Linked DNA regions of Homo sapiens: region 2 is linked to region 1. Evidence: chromatin loops called from intact Hi-C (ENCODE). Cell type or tissue: heart left ventricle. All regions are shown on one strand.

Region 1 (2,500 bases):
CCGCGGTCTCCTGGTGCCATTATTATGCAGCCAGCGGTTCTCTTGTGGAGGGGGCAGGTGACGTTTCAGAAGACACCGAGCTGGATGGGACTACCTTTCTGTTCATCACCACACAGCAGAATTTCTAATGGAAGTTTGTTGTGAATGTAAAGGAGGGAGCATTCTTTGCTTTTTAATATACAAACCATGGTTTTTTGGAGCAGGATTTTGTGTAAGAATGGTGTTTACATGCAGTGTGTTTTCCCCCTCACCTTCAATAAGGTTTTTCAAAAAGGAAATGGAAACTTTTTAACCAATTTGTGAATAACTTTTGTATTAAAATTTTAAGAACCTACGGCCTATTCTCAGAGGATTATGTAACCCCTGCAGTGGAAACTGAGCCAGCTAACTTAAAAAGCTGCCTTAGTTTATTTTTAGAGATTACAGAATTTTTAAACAGGGAGACGTGTGATATACTCCCTCCCTTCCCTACTATTGCCTCTCTGACCTTTTTAAATTATTTTTAATACCAAAAGAGTTCTTTTGAAATGGAACTGATTAAAAGGGCAGAGGGTCTGTTGCCAGCCTGCATTGATATACCAGTCCCATTTGTAAATATTTACGTACCTTTATAAATTCAGTTGCATCTGTGGCAAAATTTCAGACTATTTTTGCGTCTTTCCTCATCACTTTTTGTGATGCAACTCCAGTCTGGACTCAGATGCATAGATTTGGTCCAGTGTATTTTCATGATAAAGTGAAATTGAGTCAGAACAAGAGTTAATATCTGCCTGTATCTTGCACAGTTCGAGCGATCTGTTATTAACTGGGAAGCATTTGGTGTTGGTTTTCATTCCATTTCGACGAGCATGTTATTGGGAAGTATTCTGAAGAGGCAATAGCAGTAATAACAACAGACTTAAGTGCTACGCCCCTTTGTGCTGCTGGCTTTTCTGGTTGCAGGCTTTCCCATGGTCACAGGATGCACTGTCAGCATCAGGTCCCAGAGGGCCACCGTGTCCATTACAGCAGAGTCCAGCTGCAGCATCCAGCTCACGCCCTCATGGGAATTGGCACAGGCCTGGGGCAGGGCTTCTGATGGCCATTTGCTTGGCCTCCTGCATTTTAGTCCAACTCACAGTCCACTAGCTTCACTCCTTTAAATTCACTTTGAAACAGGCCTCATCCCACTTCCACCAGCACCATAGAAGAATAATTCTGGGCAGAAGTCTGTTTTTTTTCATTTTTCCAGGACAGTTGGATATTGTCAGGCCACTTGTGACCCCAGCCATGTAGTGAGGGTGCTCTTTCTCTGTGCCTGCTCCTTATGAGTGCAGTGGAAGGAAGCCACACACTGGTCAGTCATTTCAGAGGCAGCAGATGCCCAGGGAGACCCAAGAAAGAGTCAGGTTAGGGAGCAGTGAAAGTGAGGAGGGAAGACAATTCTGTGAACTCTGTAACTCTTAAAATTTTTGAAAACTCCATCGTTAAACAACTTTTAAAAGAAATAACTAAATTTTCAAATGAGTAAGCAGTGCCACCAACTAGTGTTTTGCCCGATAGAAGAGCCAGCATGTTCACGTTATTTAAATTAGGTGGAAAAATCTAAACATTTTTATCTTCATAATTTAAAAAATATATATGTATATATTGCATATTCACTTTTTCCTTTAGGTAGAGATGATTTCAATCCAAATACTCTTACTTTAAAAAATTTCCTTTCCCCAAGAATCTCCTTGGGACTTTGACTTATTTTTAAAGCTGTGTTGGAGCTCATCTTGTTCCCTGATGTGTCTCGAGCCCATTGGTAGGGTCATACAAAGCCCACGGTTACAAGCAGTGGTAGGATTGCAGCCGTGGGCCTGCTGGACACACACATACACCAAAGATGTATTTGGATCTGGGCACCCCCTCCCAGGATCCCTGTACTCACGTGCCAGTCTCCTGACTAGAGCACTTTACTCTGTTTCCTCAGCCCTGCAGCCCCTGGGAGCACACACTGGGTGCAGCCCTGGGCCAGGCACGGGAGGCCCTGCCCTGTGCTGCCCAGGGGCTGTGTGCACCACATGAGCACATTTCCCTCTGGCCTGGCGGCCTCCAGGCTGGCTGTGGAAACAGTTCCTGAGGAAATTAGAGATTCTATGAATTGTAGGAGTATTAAAGACCAGGCTGTTGGCACCAGAACTTAAAGCGATGACTGGATGTCTCTGTACTGTATGTATCTGGTTATCAAGATGCCTCTGTGCAGAAAGTATGCCTCCCGTGGGTATACGTTTTTACCTTTTTTAAAAAACATTTTTGTAGAAAAAATAATTAAATCCCCTTTTTGGAAACTTACTGCAGGTTTTGTGCCTTGACAACCTCTCCCTATGTGAGGTTTGTAAAAAGTGTCCTGTGACTTAACACAGAAACGCAATAAACACACACAAAATAGTTTCATGAGTGATTCTTCAGATGCCCTTCCCAACTGGTTAGTTGATCAAGAATTTTGGGGGTGGGGGTTGCGGAGAAATCAAGTTTA
Region 2 (2,500 bases), 71 kb after region 1:
ACATTTGAGTTTTTTCCCCTTAGGCTTTTTGTAAATTCAGCACCCTTCCATATTTTGTCTTCATCTTTCTTCAAGGTATCTCTTTTTTTTTCTCAAAATGATCCAGAACAATAGGCATTCAGCCTTCCCTGGAACCGGCCTTTTCCTGCCGCCAGAGCAGTAGCCAACATAGTTTCTGGCATCAGGAGGTTAAGTCAAAGTTATCAGTCAAAACACACCGGGAGAGAAAGTGGAAATTGGTACACAGCAGCGTATAATTAAGCAATCGCAAGCTTTGGGAGGCATAAAGGGGAATCTCAGGGCCAGCCTCTCAGCTGTGAAGTTCTGCAAGTAGAGTCCATGGCAAGGGGGGCGGCAGGCACAGCGGACACCCCGTCACTGCAGCTCTCTGAGCCCTGCAAGTTCTAGGCTGGGGCTGGGCTCCCTGGCCTTCTGCCTAGAGCCCTTAGGCAACCAAAATGACAGCCCAGGAGAGCCAAGAGCCACAAGGTTATTTTTCTAAGACGTAAAGTGAATTATGTCATCCACCCAGACCTCTTTGTCCAAGAGAACAACCTCGAGTCTCCTCCTTCAGGACCCTCAGATAGATCTTCCCAGAAACAGAGCAGGGGAAAGAGAGAGGAGGAGACGCTGGAGCCACAGGGCTGGAGCAGTTGGATGGGCCTCTGACAGCAGAGGGAGAGGCGACTGCATAGGGAAACAGAGAGGGACAAAGTGAGTTATGCTTGAGAGAGCTTGAGGGCTACAAAGCTCAATGTTTATGTGAATATAATCAAAGGAAAGGGGAAAGATTTGGGAGAGAGACACCCGAGAAAACCCCAAGAAGCCACAAGACCTAGACAACAACTGCCAATCTGGTAATGACTGGGTGTGCTGTGGAGTTGGTGTTTATCCCAGACAAAGCCAGTGCTTTCCCGAGATCTGGTGACAATTTGGGGCACATATATTTAGGGAGGAGGACAAGCCCTGGGAAGAGGTTTTGAGTCAGGAGACCTGTGGTTGGGCCTCAGCCATGTGGTCCGCTGCCCTCCAGCTCTGACAGCAGAGTCCCTTCTGCTGGCAGAGTCTCTGCCTGTGAGTGGCAGCAGGCCAGCCCAGCTCCATTGGCCCTTCTGGATCTAAGAGGTCTGGCTTCTCAGGCCCAGGCTTGCAAAGCCTCTGGCTGAACTTCACAGTGACCTTGCCAGCGCACACCTGAGCCACACCTCATTGCTTTTGAGTATACCTGAACCTCAGGCAAGGTTTGGTTTAATTCCTAACTTCTTACTGCAGAACAGAGGAAGTCAATTTGGAGTCAAATCCTCATGAGGCTTCTCTTATTCCAGGGTATTTATTTGCTTGATGATTTTGAACCATTTATTTGGACACACAAAGTTCTATCTGGCAAAGAACCGTTGGCTCCAACATCCTCAAACAACGCTAGTTTTAGATGCTGATAGGGTCTCTAATAGGAGGCAAAGAAACGTAACACCCAGCCAGGCAATTGCAAAGTTGAATGTGAGAGTCTAGCTTTTTGAGAATCCTTCTAAAAGCCATGTGATAAGGGATTGTCACAGTGAGGATAACAAATTCACATCTAAGGGATGAAGGTAAAACTTACTCCAATGCTCTGCAAATGGCTGTGGGGGGTGGCTCTTCCTGGGAAGCACCCCTCAGACTTGGAGTCACTGCATCCTACTTGATTTAACTGAAGCAAAGGCAATGTATTCATCAACAAACTGTGACATAATTAAAGAGAGATCTTGTGTCGACCAAGATGCTGGTGCTGTAAAGGAGGTGAGTAATGTGGGAAAAAGCAATGTTTCCAAACTCATGTAGCATTTTACTTTATTTTATTTTATTTTATTTTATTTTATTTTATTATTTTATTGTTTGAGACGAAGTCTTGCTCTATCACCCAGGCTGGAGTGCAGTGGCGCAATCTCGGCTCACTGCAACCTCTGCCTCCCAGGTTGAAGCCATTCTCTCCTGCCTCAGCCTCCCAAGTAGCTTGGACTACAGGCATGCATCACCATACCTGGCTAATTTTTTGTATTTAGTATAGATGGGGTTTCACCATGTCGGTCAGGCTGGTCTTGAACTCCTGACCTCAGGTGGTCTGCCCGCCTCAGCTGCCCAAAATGCTGGAATTACAGGCGTGAGCCACGGCACAGGGCCTATTTTATTTTGTTTTATTTTTTGAGATGTAGTCTTGCTCTGTCACCTAGGCTGGAGTGCAGTGACACAATCTCAGGTCACTGCAACCTCTGCCTCTCAGGTTCAGGCAATTCTTGCACCTCAGCTTCCCAAGTAGCCGGGACTACAGGCACGCACCACCACACCTGGCTACATTTTTGTATTTTTATAGAGTCAGGGTTTCACCATGTTGTCCAAAGTGGTCTCAAACTGAACTCAGGCAATATGCTCACCTCGGCCTCCCAGAGTGCTAGGATTACAGGCATGAGCCACTGTGCCAGGCCATACTCATGTAGTATTTTAAATATGCACGAGTAACTATGTT

Evidence for each region. A loop is a pair of places that touch in the nucleus more often than their neighbours do. Peaks named below come from ENCODE experiments on the same cell type or tissue, not always from the same donor. Only the 100,000 strongest peaks of a DNase experiment are listed, where the experiment ranks them.
Region 2: it touches region 1 in a loop (2.2-fold over the local background); 2 of 110 quality-filtered maps call a loop at or near these places.

Annotation. Positions count from the first base shown.
Region 1 is chr2:111,164,298-111,166,797 of GRCh38, forward strand. It overlaps BCL2L11 (BCL2 like 11), which reads left to right. Exons shown (of 4, transcript NM_138621.5): 4 at 1-2,500. Among named protein-coding and RNA genes, the nearest start is that of BCL2L11, 45 kb to the left of the region's middle. RefSeq lists an enhancer at 1,500-2,000. In heart left ventricle, no CTCF peak of the experiment used is centred here; a DNase peak (open chromatin) is centred at 1,014.
Region 2 is chr2:111,235,155-111,237,654 of GRCh38, forward strand. The region is part of intron 1 of LOC124907867 (periaxin-like); the gene reads right to left. The region is part of intron 3 of MIR4435-2HG (MIR4435-2 host gene); the gene reads right to left. Among named protein-coding and RNA genes, the nearest start is that of MIR4435-2, 85 kb to the right of the region's middle. In heart left ventricle, no CTCF peak of the experiment used is centred here; a DNase peak (open chromatin) is centred at 1,057; H3K27ac peaks cover 353 bases.